5 separate regions of the Homo sapiens genome follow, and regions 2, 3, 4 and 5 are each linked to region 1. Evidence: chromatin contacts called from ENCODE Hi-C data. All regions are on one chromosome and are shown on one strand. The core of a region is the stretch at or near the end of the contact, and the rest is flanking DNA. Distances in the headings are between cores, read along the strand shown.

Region 1 (2,665 bases), core at 65-2,564:
CACTCTCGAGTAGTTGGGATTACAGGTGCATGCCACCACACCCGGTTAATTTTTGTATTTTTAGTAGGGACAGGGTTTCGTCATGTTGGCCAGGCTGGTCTCGAACTCCTGACCTCAGGTGATCCACTCGCCTTGGCCTCCCAAAGTGTTGGAATTATGGGCCTCAGCCACCGCACCTGGCCAAAAGCCACAATCTTACACAAAAAATACTTCCGCAAAAACATCTGCCCAGCAACTTCCTGTCCAGTTTCCGACTGGTGTCACCTTGTTATTGATCTTCGTAGCCAAGGATAACGGTTTAAAAACAATTATGTAATTCTCATTTTTTTTTAAATTTTAAAAACCTTTGCCTTCCTTTACCTCCTTGAATACGCACGTAGTTTACTAAGTCATGAGTATTTTCACACTTTATTCCCAAATAAATATATAAGAATCATAGAATGATAGAATTGAAAAGGATAAAATCACACAGTTGTTTCTAACTCCCACCCCTTAGAATGCGGCAAATGAAAAAAATTTTTTTTTTTGAGACAGGGTCTCTGTCTCACAGGCTGGAGTGTAGGGATCTCCGCTCCCTACAGCCTCAACCTCCCCAGCTCAAGCAATCCTCCCATGTCAGCCTCCCGAGTAGCTGGGACTACAGGCCTGCTGCCACCATGCCCAGCTAATTTTTTGTACTTTTTGTAGAGACGGGGTTTCGCTATCTTGCCCAGGCTGGTCTCTAACCTCAGGTTCAGCCTGATCCTCACCTCCAGGCTCAGGTGATCCGACCCCCTAGGCCTCCCAAGGTGCTGCGATGACAGGCATGAGCCACCGCGCCCGCCTATAATCAATTTTCAATATTCTAAAAAAGCCTACCAGAAATTGTATATTTTCTGGTGGTATTAAATGCTAGGTTTCCTTGTTTTGTGCTAGAATTATATCAGATCCACAATAAACCTAGGTTCCGACTGAGCTGGGTCTGATTGAGCAAAATCTGTTTTCCCATTATTGTTATGTTCAATTTGGCAAACAGCTTTTCAAAATATAGGAGTGAAGTCGTGGTCGAACTAATAAAATTGGTAACACTTGCTACAATGTTTGCAATTCGCAGAAAACTTCACTGACTTCATCTTAACTTATTCCTCACAAAGCTGTGGAATCACCATCAGTAGAGCAGGAGTCGTTGGCTCAATGCAGTGCTGTCTGCAACCGCTCGGAGCTTCTAGGTTCTTTCCGTGGGTCTCCAGCTTATGAGCACCTACATTCCGCGATTCGGAAGCACCTGCCTACCCCTCAGAAGAGAGAGACAGCTCCTTCTTCCCGTTCCGGAATGTGGTGCGTTCGCACGCATGCGTGACACGGCTACTCCGCGCTTGCGCCGATATTCTCCGCTTGGGGCGGATACCCTGGGTGACCCGTGAGCGTCCGCGCCCGGCGCGCGCCTGCGCAGTCGCTTTTCGAGAGTTTCCGCCCGCTACGTTCCCGTCTTTCAAACCACCCCACCACCTATACCATTCATTCCAGTCTCCTCAATTCTTTCACTGTATTAAGACGGCCTGCCCTCTGGCACGTTTTCTGGAACGAAAGCGGCTTGGGACAGACAGACTCCCTTCGCCAGGGAGCCCCGACCCCGAGGGCGCGCCCTGAGCGTCTGAGCGCAGCCCCGCTGCGTCCCCAGTTGTATCCCCCGCCACGCCCGCCTCTTCCGCCGCTCGCGCGCGCGCGCACGGCCGGCCACGGCGCGCCGGGGTTGGCTGCTACAGGGACCGCGGTGGCGGCGGCGGCCTCGACAGCGGTAGTGCCTTCTACTCCGCTTTTTTAGTTTCCTCCGCCCCCTCCCGTGGGACGCTGTTGTGTGGCTGCCTTAAAAAAAAACGCAACTTTATTGTTCCTCAGCCCCACCTCCGGCTCGGCGGGCGTCCTCAGGATGCACTGAGGCTGAGGGGAGGGGAGGCGGCGGAGGGTCGAGGTCGCGGTCCCTCTCCTCCGAGCGCCCGGCTGGAGGGGAGGGAGTCACGATGTCTGGTAGCCGCCAGGCCGGGTCGGGCTCCGCTGGGACAAGCCCCGGGTCCTCGGCGGCCTCCTCGGTGACTTCCGCCTCCTCGTCTTTATCCTCTTCCCCGTCGCCGCCTTCCGTGGCGGTTTCGGCGGCAGCGCTGGTGTCCGGCGGGGTGGCCCAGGCCGCCGGCTCGGGCGGCCTCGGGGGCCCGGTGCGGCCTGTGTTGGTGGCGCCCGCCGTATCGGGTAGCGGCGGCGGGGCGGTGTCCACGGGCCTGTCCCGGCACAGCTGCGCGGCCAGGCCCAGCGCCGGCGTAGGAGGCAGCAGCTCCAGCCTAGGCAGCGGCAGCAGGAAGCGACCTCTCCTCGCCCCCCTCTGCAACGGGCTCATCAACTCCTACGAGGACAAAAGCAACGACTTCGTATGGTGGGTTTGAAGAGCACTCCCTCCTTGTCCCTAAATTATGAGTTTCTGCCGCTTAGGCTTGGGGGCGGGGGGTCTGGTGTGGGGGTGGCTTGTTGGAGAGCTTGGGATACTGGTGCTGTGGTGGTGTCTGCAGAGGGAATCGAGCGTTTGCAGGCATTCGAGCTCCTGGTTGGTGGGGTGAAGGAATGTTGGAGTAGCGAGGCAGGGTGGGGATAATAAAGAGGTAGGTAAGTGTTGCTGAGGAGGAAGTGAAGGGAG
Region 2 (2,665 bases), core at 76-2,575, 7.3 Mb before region 1:
CTCATTTCAGACTTCCACCTCATCCAACTCCCTCCTCCGCAAGGTATGAAACAATTTTTTAAAAAACATCTTTCCATAAGGCCTCCCTTTCTTAGTTCTGCTCCTGAAAGACAAAAAGGACCAATTTTAAAGTCTTCCCCTTTTCTAAGCAGTAGTCACTCCCCAGTTAATTTCAGGATCTAACAACCTTACTTTTCTCTATCAAGATTTTTGACCCACTTTACCTCTGCCTCCAAGCTCTTACTCAGCTTCCATGGAACCTTTCAGCTGACACAAAAGCTGGTGTCCTTCCATTCAATATGTTCTCGCCATCAGGTACTAAGTTCAACCTATCTACATCTTCATCCTGAAATGTGCATCAATCGCCGCGCCCCCCACCCCAGACACACATCTCGCACACACACACACTATTCCCATGTGTCACTCTACCTCTGACATACAAGTTCCTTACACCACTCTTAATGAATACACACGACTCTCAGAATGGTATCTTCCGACTACACTGATTCTAACCCAGTTTCTTCTGAAAAACCCAACCTTGTCCACAGTGCCTCCCTCTTTCCTCACTTCCCCATCTATTCCCCTTCACGCCTCCCCACACCGCCAACTAACTACAGATGACATTATTCCTCAATACTCCCAACCCGAGAATGAAGAACAAGCTCCAGTTTCCTGCGGTCTCCCTCTCCCCCTGTCTGCCCTCCGCGGTTCCCCCGCCCCAACACCCCAGGTGTGCAGACTTCCTCCCCGTCCTCTACTCATGCATCGCTCCAACCAATCCCACGCCACACCACGAGTCCCCTGCCACGGGGATCAGACTCCTCCACACCCACCTCCACTCGGGGTCGCCGCCGCCTCCCCGGACGTTTCTCTCCACCCCTCGCTAGCAAACCCGAGACCAAGGGCGCGCGCGCACATTCTCACGCTTCCCCAACCTCCCTCCTCGCACCGGGACGAGCCGGCTTCGCCAGAGCTCAGCCCGGGCGGTAGGGGCTAGGCACCCATACCCGTTCCGCCCCCTCCCGCAGATCCCCTTGCAGTCTCCGCCGACCTGCCCGGCGAGGAGAGGACGCAGCAACTCCCCCGCCACCCCGGACTTACCTCGGTGTCTGTTGCTCCATGCCCCAACCTGCGGCCCGCTCCCCCTACGTACCAGCCCGGCCTCGGCACTCACCGGAGGTACTGCGCGCTCTGCAGGCTCATCCTCCGCCGCCGCCGCCGCGTCTTCCCGCGAAGCCTCCGTGGGTCTCTCAGGCTCCTCGGAGCGGCCCCGCGGCACCGCGGGTGCTGGCGGCCGCCGCCATCTTCCTCTCCTCCGGCTCCTCCTCGCTCGGCAGGGGGGTGGGGGTGAATGAGGCGAGGGGGAGGGAGTGGGGAAAGCTGCTCTCGCTGCTGCTCTGGCCCGTGGGGCGCAGGGACACTCCGACCCGGGGGGGAGGGGGAGGGAGGAGGGGCGGGGGAAAGAGGAGAAGCAGAGGAAGTCGGCGACCGGGCGAGGGAGGGGGTCCCTCTCGCGAGATTTCAGCAGCGCCTGTCCCTCAGTGATTTCCGCCTCTCTGTAGCGCTCCCTTTTGGGATCAACGAGCTGTGTGGCGCCTGTGCGGCTTCTGAGAGACCGGCTGGTGGCGCTTGGCGGCTTCCTGCCAATCCACCCTTCTCCTCCCGCGCAAGGGGGCAATCCCAATCCCACCACCGGGAACACCCAGGCCAAAAGAACGGGAGTTACACTCAAAGTCTTCCCCCTTCTTATCACTCCTGCCGATTTCCCTCTTCCTTTTTGCACGCCTCCACTCTTCCCCACCGGAAACGCCGCCCCTTCCTCCTACAGTTCCTCCCAGCAGTCCCTCAACGCCTGTCTTCCCTCGCGCGTAGAGAGTGACTCGAAGGACCCCCTCTCCTCTTCGCTGCAGCCCCTCCCCATGCACGCTGGGAGACTCTTGGAGGGGATAAGGTGGGGCCCGGAGAGGAAGAGAAGACAATCGGATTGGATAGGCAGCTGCCATGGCAACTGGAGGCTGTGGTTATATTGTCATAGTAACCGATGTGTGCGGACAGGGTCACCCTCCCCTTGGCCAATGGATTCCCAGGAAACCACCCAGGGTTCCCCGTTGGCTTCCCTTCCATCTAAAGGCCTCCCCCAAGTTAGGAATCGATATAGTTCTCCCCGGTGGTGAAGTCCACTTCCTCCTCCCTTCCCACTTCCCACAGCAACTGGGGGGACACCCCGAGGCATTCACCATGGGCTTTTCCACCCGCCTGCGAGCGGGAACCACCTCCGTAGTTTCCTCTCAGAGCCGGGCGTGGAGAGGGCTGGGCCTGCGAAGAGGATGCATGGCCTGGAGGCTGGCGGGCGGCGGGCTGGAGTCGGGAGGGCGAGGCGACAGCGCCAAGCGGCGAGGAAGGGCAAGGGGTTTCCCCACAACTGCCTTGGGCTCTGGGAGGCGGGATCCCGCCTGGACGGGGTCCCTGAGGGAGGAGAGCGGCACACGACAGCCGCGATGCCTTCCCTGCCGACGGGGATAGCCGACTTCTGGCGAGTCGACCCCTCCCCCAAATCCACCCCACCCGCGTACTCCCTCCTGACCTAGCTGTCGCGAGCCTGCCGCGAGGAGGCCAGGGTGAGGGTGGGAACACATCCTAGAAGGCTAACACGTGGTTTTCTATC
Region 3 (2,665 bases), core at 51-2,550, 6.8 Mb after region 1:
TATACACACACACACATATCAAAAAGGAGCTTCTGTTTAGATGTTTAACAAACGACAAAAAATATTACTCAAGATAACATAATTTATACTTTTTTGGTAATAAAAAGTTAAAATTAAAATAGTGTAGCTCCAAAAGTAAAAAGAGAAACATATCGAGCCCATGCTTTCAGAAATGTATACATTGTCTTACAGTACAGACTCAGATTTACCAGAGAACATATAAGAAGGTGATGCTACTGCAATGATATAAATATGACAAACTGTACACTAGATGACAACTGGTTTCACTACAAAAAAAGATCGTTCTCAGTACTAGATACAACTCAGTTCAATTAGTGAACCCGACGACTAACTTTCTTAACAGTCACAAACTTTTCTACACTTACACTCTACTGCTCCGAAAAGAGGTATCCAAAAAACCCTTCGTAAGAGTAACGATCCCTGAAACTGCCCTTGATAGCTGCTCTGCGAAACGTACAGGCACAGCGAGTGCCTGCTGGCAAATGCCAAATGAAGCGGAGGGGGTGAAGAAGTAAGTAGGGGGAGTGAGCAGGTATGAAAGCGATAGGCCGGGAAGCGACAAGCCTGTCAACTTTGCTGTCCGGGGAAGTCGAAACCTAAGTTTCATCCCTGTCTGAAAAAGTCTTCCCGGAACAATCTTTCCCTAAATCCAAAGCTACTGGCCACCGAGCTCCAGCCAGACCTCCGTCCCTTTCCAACATCCTTAGTTATACCTGCTTGTCCTCGGATTTACCTCTAAGATTCTTATTCTCCGTATTTCAGGGGGCTTCACTTGATAGGCTCTTCGGATCGGTATCACCAGGTTAACTTCTCACAGACCTCTTCCATTCGGAAGCCGACCCGCCCAGTCCCTCCGCATATCCAGCAGCTCTCTCACTCCTAACCACTTCCGATTACTCAGGGTTTCGCTTCCGGAATACGTTTCCAAAAGAGCAGGGTAAACAAATTCTGCAGTGCGTATAAACTCAAGTAACACAGAACACACACTGTAAGGCCTCCGTAAGTGAAAAGCGGACAGATTTCTACTTTAAAATAAAATACCGTACAGCAACTTTTGGAGCCCAAGCCGCATATTCACTTAAACTTCCGGGCCAGCTGTTAAACAAACGGAAGTAAAACTGCCGGAAACAGAATAATGGCGTCTCGTAGCCCCAGGCGACAGCGTGGAGGGGCGGGTCTGTCGATTGGATGAACGCAGCTGAGATTACTCCCAGCCACTAAGGACGAAGAGGTGGGGCGGTGGCGTCCCACGCCTCGTGCGACAGTGGGCGGGGCTTTGTTGCCTGAGTAACCGTATGATGGTGGTGGTGGTGGTGTCTTCCTGTCTCAACGATACCTATTTTCTAGTGCTGAGATCCTGAGACAATGGTGAGTGCCAGGGGATGCCAGAAGAACGGCTCTGGGGTCCTACTTACTTAGCTTTCCAAGTCTTCGGGCGGATGGGCACTTAAAGTTGTCCGGTCCTCCCGACCTTCTCCCCGTTATCTCTTTCCCCCTTCCCACGGGCTGTTCCTGCAGTCTCCTCGCTCTCCGTATTTCTTACAGCACCCTGAATTCCACTAATGTTACTAAGTCTCTAGAGTAATGAAACAGAAAATTTAGGGTAAGGCATCGAGTCTAATAACCTGTTTTGAACAAACATTATGTGTTTGCATTGTTCATCATGGCATTTTTCATGTTCACAGATTCACATTAACGCGCTTTATTAAGAGTATGGGGTGGTGTGTATGTGACTGTCTCAACACTGATCTGAATCTCCCTAGATCTTGGAGTCTTTTTGCTTTTCTGAGTGGCAGAGCACTGCCCCACGCCCCCACGAGGGCCATTAACAGGTGTATGTTGGATCAGCGCTCTTCTATCCAGTTGGTTACCTTCTAGGTCTGTGCTTGCTTTTCTTTTCTCTTTTCTTTTCTTTCTTCTTCTTTTTTTTTTAAACAGAAATTTCTCCTGGGATTGCTTGGAGAGCTTCTGGAATTCACTGTTTGGGCTTCACCCCTGGAAATTCTGAATGAAAGGAATGGAGCTCGGTATTTGCATTTTAAATAAGCCTATAGGTTATTTTAATTCACCCCTATGTTTGAGAGGGTTCTAGTTAATTCACTTAACTACCATATCTTTTAAGCACTTATGGATAACGGACTGGAGGATAGAAAGATCTTTAGATAGTTATAGCTATGAATTTAGAAACAGAGCCCTCACCCACCACCCCTTGTTTCTTCATACTACTCAGCAATCCTTTTGGTTACCCCAGTTTTCCCCTGACCCATTCTCTGTGAAGACATTTTCAAACCTTCCCTTTACAAACCCTGTCTTTTGCCCTCTTCATTTCTCCTTTCTAAACATGATGGAGTATAACAGGCCATTTCTTCAACCTCATGCCCCCAACCTACACATTGCTCTATATTTTTGCCGAGCCTTTAGTCTTGTATTTCTAGTGTAGAGAAAGGGATATTAAAGGATAATCCATCCATCTTTGCTCTTGATCTCATTTGCTTCCATCTGTTACATTTCGCTTCCAGTTGTTTTTTTCTTTCCTGTGCGTTCAGCCTTTTCCTCTCCAGTTTCTTCTCTTCAGTGCTCAAGTCACACATCTTATGAAAATTAAATAAAGCAAAACCATGTCCTCCATCCTGTGTTTATCCAG
Region 4 (2,665 bases), core at 123-2,622, 6.6 Mb before region 1:
AACTCACCCATTTGCATGCTAACTTGGCATCTCAGTCAAAACAGAATTTTAAATTTCCCCTCAAATCTGTTCCAACACCCTACCCCTACATTTCGGTTTCCATAAACGGTACGACATCCACCAAGTTACTCCTGGCACAAGTTGAGAGTCGTCCACTCCCTTAAGATTCTCCATAGCTATCCCTTGTAGAACCCTTAATGTGTGTCAAACAATATCCATAATAGATCATCTAAATGGAACTATTTTACTTAATCCTTAGTAACCTTGTACAGGTAAGATCACTATCCCTTTAGAGAAGGGGAAACTGAGACAAAGAATATCTTGCTTCAGGAAGACAGAGCTCCTAATTATAAGAGCAAGAATTCGGGCGGGCGCGGAGGCTCACGCCTGTAATCCCAGCACTTTGGTAGGCCAAGGCAGGCGGATCACGAGGTCGAGAGATCGAGACCATCCTGGCCAACATGATGAAACCCCGTCTCTACTAAAAATACAAAAATTAGCTGGGCGTGGTGGCGCGCGCCTGTAGTCCCAGCTACTCCGGAGGCTGAGGCAGGAGAATCACTTGAACCCGGGAGACCGACGTTGCTGTGAGCCGCCATCGCGCCACTGCACTCCAGTCTGGCGACAGAGCGAGACTCTTGCAAAAAAAAAAAAAAAAAAAAAGGCGCAAGAATTCCAGAAAACGTAGCCTGACTCCAGATCTACTACCTTCCACCACTACGCATTTCTGCTTCAAAATACGTCCCCTATCCATTCGTTTCTCCCCATCTCTCCTGCCACCACTACTGCACACCCGGGCTAGTGAAATATTGTCCTACACGGTTTTTGTTTCCACTCTTGCCACCCTAAAACCCATTCTCCTTTGAAGGCCTTCTCGCCACACTCCAGTCACATGGCCTGCTTTCAGCTCCCGCCCAGTTTCTGCCCTTAAGCGATAACTAATCCCTTCCGCTTCTGCAGGCTCTGCTTTTCCTTCGCGTTGGCCGAGGTTATCAGCTCAAAGCCTCCCTCCTTCGAGACGCCTTACCTCGCTATACTAGCCAAAGGCGCTCTCCCTTTACATTCTTCAATTTTTTTTCCTCTACCCACAAGGCCTGCACGACGGCGCCAGTTATTCGTGGCTTGAATGAATGAAGAGCCCTAGGCCAGTGGCGCCCCGGCGGCAACCACCACAGGCGAAGCACCCCCTTCCCTCAGCCGCCGCGGTGCCCCGGCGTACGCAGGCCAGAGGAGGAAGCGCGCTTTGCCTGCTAGAGGCAGCAGCGGGAAACGCTGGGCGGAGGAGAGGGGAGGGGGCCACAGGCTGCCCGGACGGCGCAAGCGCATCGCGGCGAGGCGCGCACGCAACCCGCAATCCGGGGACCCGCGGGCGGCTCGTCCCTTCCCCCACCCCCAGCCGCCGCCGCCGCCCGCGCTTCGCAACAAAGCCGGCTGCGGAGCCATGGTCCACGGCGCCCGCCCGCGACCCCGCCGCCCCGCATGGTAGCCGGAACGTCTCTCCCTTACCAGCCTTCGCTTCCTGGTGCCCAGCTCTTAGGACCGTGTGTGACTCTGGCCTTCTACCGAGACAACAGAGAAACGCACAGCAACTCGCATGGAGGAATCGGCGAAATGGCTCCGACCGCGGCGCTAGGGGGCGGGGCCAGCGAGCGTACGCATGCGCAGAGCGCGTGCCAGGGCGGGGGATGGCGAGGGCGCGCCAATGGAGGGGGCGGGGCTCAGCAACCTCGCGGCGCGGAAGGGTTTCGTTGCTAGGGAGATGGGCTGAGCCGGGCGGGCATCGCGCCAGACCTGCTACTCTGGATAATCCACTCTCCTGGATAATCCACTACCCTGGATAATCGGCTGCCCGCTTTTGCGCATGTTAGGGAGTTGACGGCCTGTAGCATTCTGATGCAGCAAAATATTTCGCAGGGTCTGTCATAGGGATCTCCGGTGAGAGGAGGTTCCCTTCGAAGGCAGAACTGGAAACCTTGCTGCTAACTTGGTAGGGTTGTTGAGATAATTACATGAGATGGCATATGAAGGGCGGCTTAGTTCAATACCTGGCATGTAGTAGGTGTTCAGTGGGCGTAGTTACCGGATTGATTCAGATAGTCTGAACGCCAGTGTCTCTTGAAAGAAATAAACTGGCCGGGCGTGGTGACTGTAATCCCAGCACTTTGGGAGGCCGAGGTGGGCGAATCACTTGGGGTCAGGAGTTTGAGACCAGCCTGGCCAGCGTGGTGAAACCCCGTTTCTACTAAAAAAAAAAAAAAAAATACAAAAATTAGCCGGGCATGGGGGCGGGCGCCTGCAATCCCAGCTGCTTGGGTGGCTGGGCGGGCTCCTGCAATCCCAGCTACTCGGGAGGCTGAGGCAGGAGAATCGCTTGAACCCCGGGGTCGGGGGCGGAGGCGGAGGTTGCAGTGGGCCGAGATCACGCCATTTTCTGGGCGAGAGAGCGAGACTCCGTCTCAAAAAAAAAAAAAAAAACCATGAAAGAAATAAGCTCAGTGAAGGCGGGCATTCTGCCTGGCTAACGCAGGTCGCTCCTTGCCGTGCCTGGAACATTACTGTAAGTGCTCAGCAAACTACTTTAAGGTAGGAATAAAATCTGCAAGGTTGCTTTTGTTTAAATTGGATAACCTTTTGTGTTCCAAGTCTTTGGAGTAATTTTGTGTTC
Region 5 (2,665 bases), core at 112-2,611, 5.7 Mb after region 1:
TAGAAATGGCTTTAAAATTAAAGGGCCAAATCCTCTAATTTTACAAATAAGGAATCCAAGGAGAAAAGATTTAGAGGAAGAGCTGGAAGTTCTATATGCCAATCACTGTGTTTAGCTACGGGTATACAAGGAGGTTAAGATATTTTCCGTCCTCGAGGTGGTCACGGACTAGCGATTTGGTTTCCACACTACAGTGGGCCTTGAAGTTCAGGTCCTCACCATCCTCTATCTACCCCCGGTTGCAAAGATATTTCAAAATATACTTCTACATAATGAATATGTTGTTTAATTTAGATTTTTATATTAAGTCATCTTTACCCTGGAAAATGCGCCTCTGCTAACACACAAACTTTGTGAAATCTTCCCAAGCTCCATCCAATCCCCGGCAGAGTGAGGTTCCTCTTGTCTCTGAAGCAAGTTCTTGCAATATCTACTATCACATAACTTTGTGGTTTGTCTCCTCATGAGTCTACTGGAGTCAGACCAGAGGCCAGGGCACTTGTACCCTGTATATCAAAGTATGTGAATGGATGTTGAAAACACAAAGCAAAAGAATTTGAGTATATCAAGCAACACAGAGTCAGTTAACTACATAGCTTAGCCTAACCTTTATGATAGAGTTTTTAAAGTCCCCTGGACCAGTCAAAATGTCCCCAGTCGATATAATCTACATTGGCCCTATCTTACTAATTTACTTCTTTTCCCACTTGTCTGCCCTAGATTATTCTCATATTTATGCTAAAAATGCACAAGCTACCAGAGCAACATCCAATTTCCCCACAAACGCTAACAAAAGGTTTACTTCATTTGCTACCAAAATAAAGTATTTGAATTAAGGTACCAAGAGTGATGTACACTTCTTACAGAAATTGTGTGTACTACCACGATAACCATACAGATCACTGCGAAATTTCAACCACAAGCAAAGTGCAATTAATATTACTAAGTTTTCCACCAACAATCAGCAAACTTAATTCCTTCCACAACAACAAAAAAATTGTACAAGCCCATTCAATGATTACTCTATAAAGCCAGAGAGAGAAGCACAAGGTTAGCTTACTCCAAAGTCAGTAAGACTGTATGTATATAAACATATAAAGTCTTCACATCTACCCTCTCAAAGACCCTTTTGGTTTGCTGATTCTCAAAAATTGGGAAGTACTGCAAAAATCATCTGGCAACCAGAAGTGAATGCAACACTCCAGATGAATTGTGAAAAGTACCGAATTTTTGCCTTTATTCAGACGCCTGTGCTCCTTTTTTCCAACCATCTGCTTCTATAAATTCATCACAATTCTAATACGGTGTGCGCCCCTCCTCCTTCCCTTACCCTGACCCTAACCTTCCAACCGTTGATTCCTGCAGCAATCTTCCCTAAGGGAGACACCCCGGCTGTAGGCTCACTTCCTCTCCCAAGTCCCATTCCTTTCACAAGAGTCAAATCCCTACAGTGGATTCCTGGACCGTTTTTTCTAAAAGAAGATCCCAGTCCTCTGGCTTGCCCCTCCCGTCGTGACTCCCAGTAAGTCCTCCTCTGAAACCCCCTAATCCAGTCCACGTACTTACAGCGCCTTCCGCTAACACAAACGTAGCCGCTTCCACGCCCCCTTTCCCCGCCAAAGCTGCATCCCCGCCTCTTCCCCTTAAGACCCAAGAATTAAACCACTGTAAACCCATCTTGTAACCTTTAGTCTGCTTTAGTCTCCTCAGTTCCTCCTCAGAGAATCCTGCCCAACCTTGCGCCATCGGCCCGGGCCACCGGCACCCCCAAAAGTGCCCAAATCTCGCAGCCGCGACTGCCAACACTGCTGCCCAGCTCATCCGGGTTTTTCCCCGGCCGCGGCCAATCAGTGCATCGGGCTCCAAACACAAGGCCCTCTCTCCCCGGCCTCAGGGTCCGGCTTCCTTCCAGGCTGCCTTCAGCAGTGCCTGACAAACTGCCTAAGGAAACCTTGCCACGCAGACATTCGTTTCCTCTGGCTTACCTCTACTCTCTCTCTCTCTCATTGTTTCTCACTGTTGCTGGTTAATCGCTTCAGGAGCTAAGGGGGGAAATGGCGATGGGGATAAGGGTGGAGATAAACAGGTATTTGGGAAGGAGCAACAAGTCGGTGGCGGAAACGGGAGATCTAAGTGCCTTTGGGGTCCTGTACCTGTGGGGCGGGAGCGGTGCTCTCTGTGGCTCTTAGTGTGCCCTAAAATCCTTGTGTTTTGCTGGGAGTGTGCACAGCGCTGGAGGCCTCCTTCAGATTAACTCAGGAAATGATCAGATTTAGGATTTTGATGATGAAGAAACATTTAAAAGGGGTGGGGTATAATTGATGAAAAGGGAACAGGCATAACCAGGTCTCTCGCAGGCCGGAGCGGCTCTCAGATTTCTTTTGCTTTGGGTTGTTTCCTTTGTGAATAATTATAATATGTAACTTTCCTCTTAAGGGATTTCTTTTTCTTTTTTTCTTACTTTTTTTTTTTTTTTTTTTTGAGACATAGTTTCGCTCTTGTTGCACAAGCTGGAGTGCAATAGCACGATCTCGGCTCACTGCAACCTCCGCCTCCCGGGTTCAAGCGATTCTCCCGCCTCAGCCTCCCGAGTAGCTGGGATTACAGGCGCCGGCCACCACACCCGGCTAATTTTCTGTATTTTTAGTAGACACGGGGTTTCACC

The links. A loop is a pair of places that touch in the nucleus more often than their neighbours do. Pooled maps may share reads with other maps.
Region 2: a loop to region 1 is called in a map of CD8-positive, alpha-beta T cell, with 8 times the contacts of the local background. The contact joins the promoter of SMG7 here to the promoter of COP1-DT in region 1. A Hi-C loop is called at or near these places in 2 of 168 maps with a recorded cell type or tissue (CD8-positive, alpha-beta T cell and naive thymus-derived CD4-positive, alpha-beta T cell) and 7 of 50 pooled maps.
Region 3: a loop to region 1 is called in a map of CD4-positive, alpha-beta memory T cell, with 35 times the contacts of the local background. The contact joins the promoter of NME7 here to the promoter of COP1-DT in region 1. A Hi-C loop is called at or near these places in 2 of 168 maps with a recorded cell type or tissue (CD4-positive, alpha-beta memory T cell and naive thymus-derived CD4-positive, alpha-beta T cell) and 8 of 50 pooled maps.
Region 4: a loop to region 1 is called in a map of CD8-positive, alpha-beta T cell, with 24 times the contacts of the local background. The contact joins the promoter of DHX9-AS1 here to the promoter of COP1-DT in region 1. A Hi-C loop is called at or near these places in 2 of 168 maps with a recorded cell type or tissue (CD8-positive, alpha-beta T cell and naive thymus-derived CD4-positive, alpha-beta T cell) and 7 of 50 pooled maps.
Region 5: a loop to region 1 is called in a map of B cell, with 23 times the contacts of the local background. The contact joins the promoter of GORAB-AS1 here to the promoter of COP1-DT in region 1. A Hi-C loop is called at or near these places in 3 of 168 maps with a recorded cell type or tissue (B cell, CD8-positive, alpha-beta T cell and naive thymus-derived CD4-positive, alpha-beta T cell) and 9 of 50 pooled maps.

Annotation. Positions count from the first base shown.
Region 1 is chr1:176,206,314-176,208,978 of GRCh38, reverse strand. COP1-DT (COP1 divergent transcript) reads right to left here and starts at 1,314. Exons shown (of 5, transcript NR_185981.1): 1 at 1,108-1,314. COP1 (COP1 E3 ubiquitin ligase) reads left to right here and starts at 1,693. Exons shown (of 20, transcript NM_022457.7): 1 at 1,693-2,407. The coding sequence starts at 2,001. RefSeq lists an enhancer at 1,086-1,155 and silencers at 1,656-1,865, 1,896-2,255.
Region 2 is chr1:183,471,159-183,473,823 of GRCh38, reverse strand. SMG7 (SMG7 nonsense mediated mRNA decay factor) reads right to left here and starts at 1,325. Exons shown (of 23, transcript NM_001375584.1): 1 at 1,175-1,325. The coding sequence starts at 1,203. SMG7-AS1 (SMG7 antisense RNA 1) reads left to right here and starts at 1,842. Exons shown (of 5, transcript NR_040063.1): 1 at 1,842-2,665. RefSeq lists a silencer at 1,338-1,487 and an enhancer at 1,643-2,274.
Region 3 is chr1:169,366,432-169,369,096 of GRCh38, reverse strand. NME7 (NME/NM23 family member 7) reads left to right here and starts at 1,300. Exons shown (of 12, transcript NM_013330.5): 1 at 1,300-1,389. The coding sequence starts at 1,387. It overlaps BLZF1 (basic leucine zipper nuclear factor 1), which reads right to left and starts at 902. Exons shown (of 7, transcript NM_001320973.2): 1 at 755-902. RefSeq lists enhancers at 323-822, 1,081-1,160, 823-1,324, 264-1,463.
Region 4 is chr1:182,838,298-182,840,962 of GRCh38, reverse strand. It overlaps DHX9-AS1 (DHX9 antisense RNA 1), which reads left to right and starts at 1,372. Exons shown (of 2, transcript NR_148933.1): 1 at 1,372-1,651. It overlaps DHX9 (DExH-box helicase 9), which reads right to left and starts at 1,616. Exons shown (of 28, transcript NM_001357.5): 1 at 1,507-1,616. RefSeq lists a silencer at 1,297-1,726 and an enhancer at 1,150-1,991.
Region 5 is chr1:170,531,305-170,533,969 of GRCh38, reverse strand. GORAB-AS1 (GORAB antisense RNA 1) reads left to right here and starts at 1,361. Exons shown (of 3, transcript NR_125958.1): 1 at 1,361-1,522. It overlaps GORAB (golgin, RAB6 interacting), which reads right to left and starts at 1,804. Exons shown (of 5, transcript NM_152281.3): 1 at 1,686-1,804. The coding sequence starts at 1,746.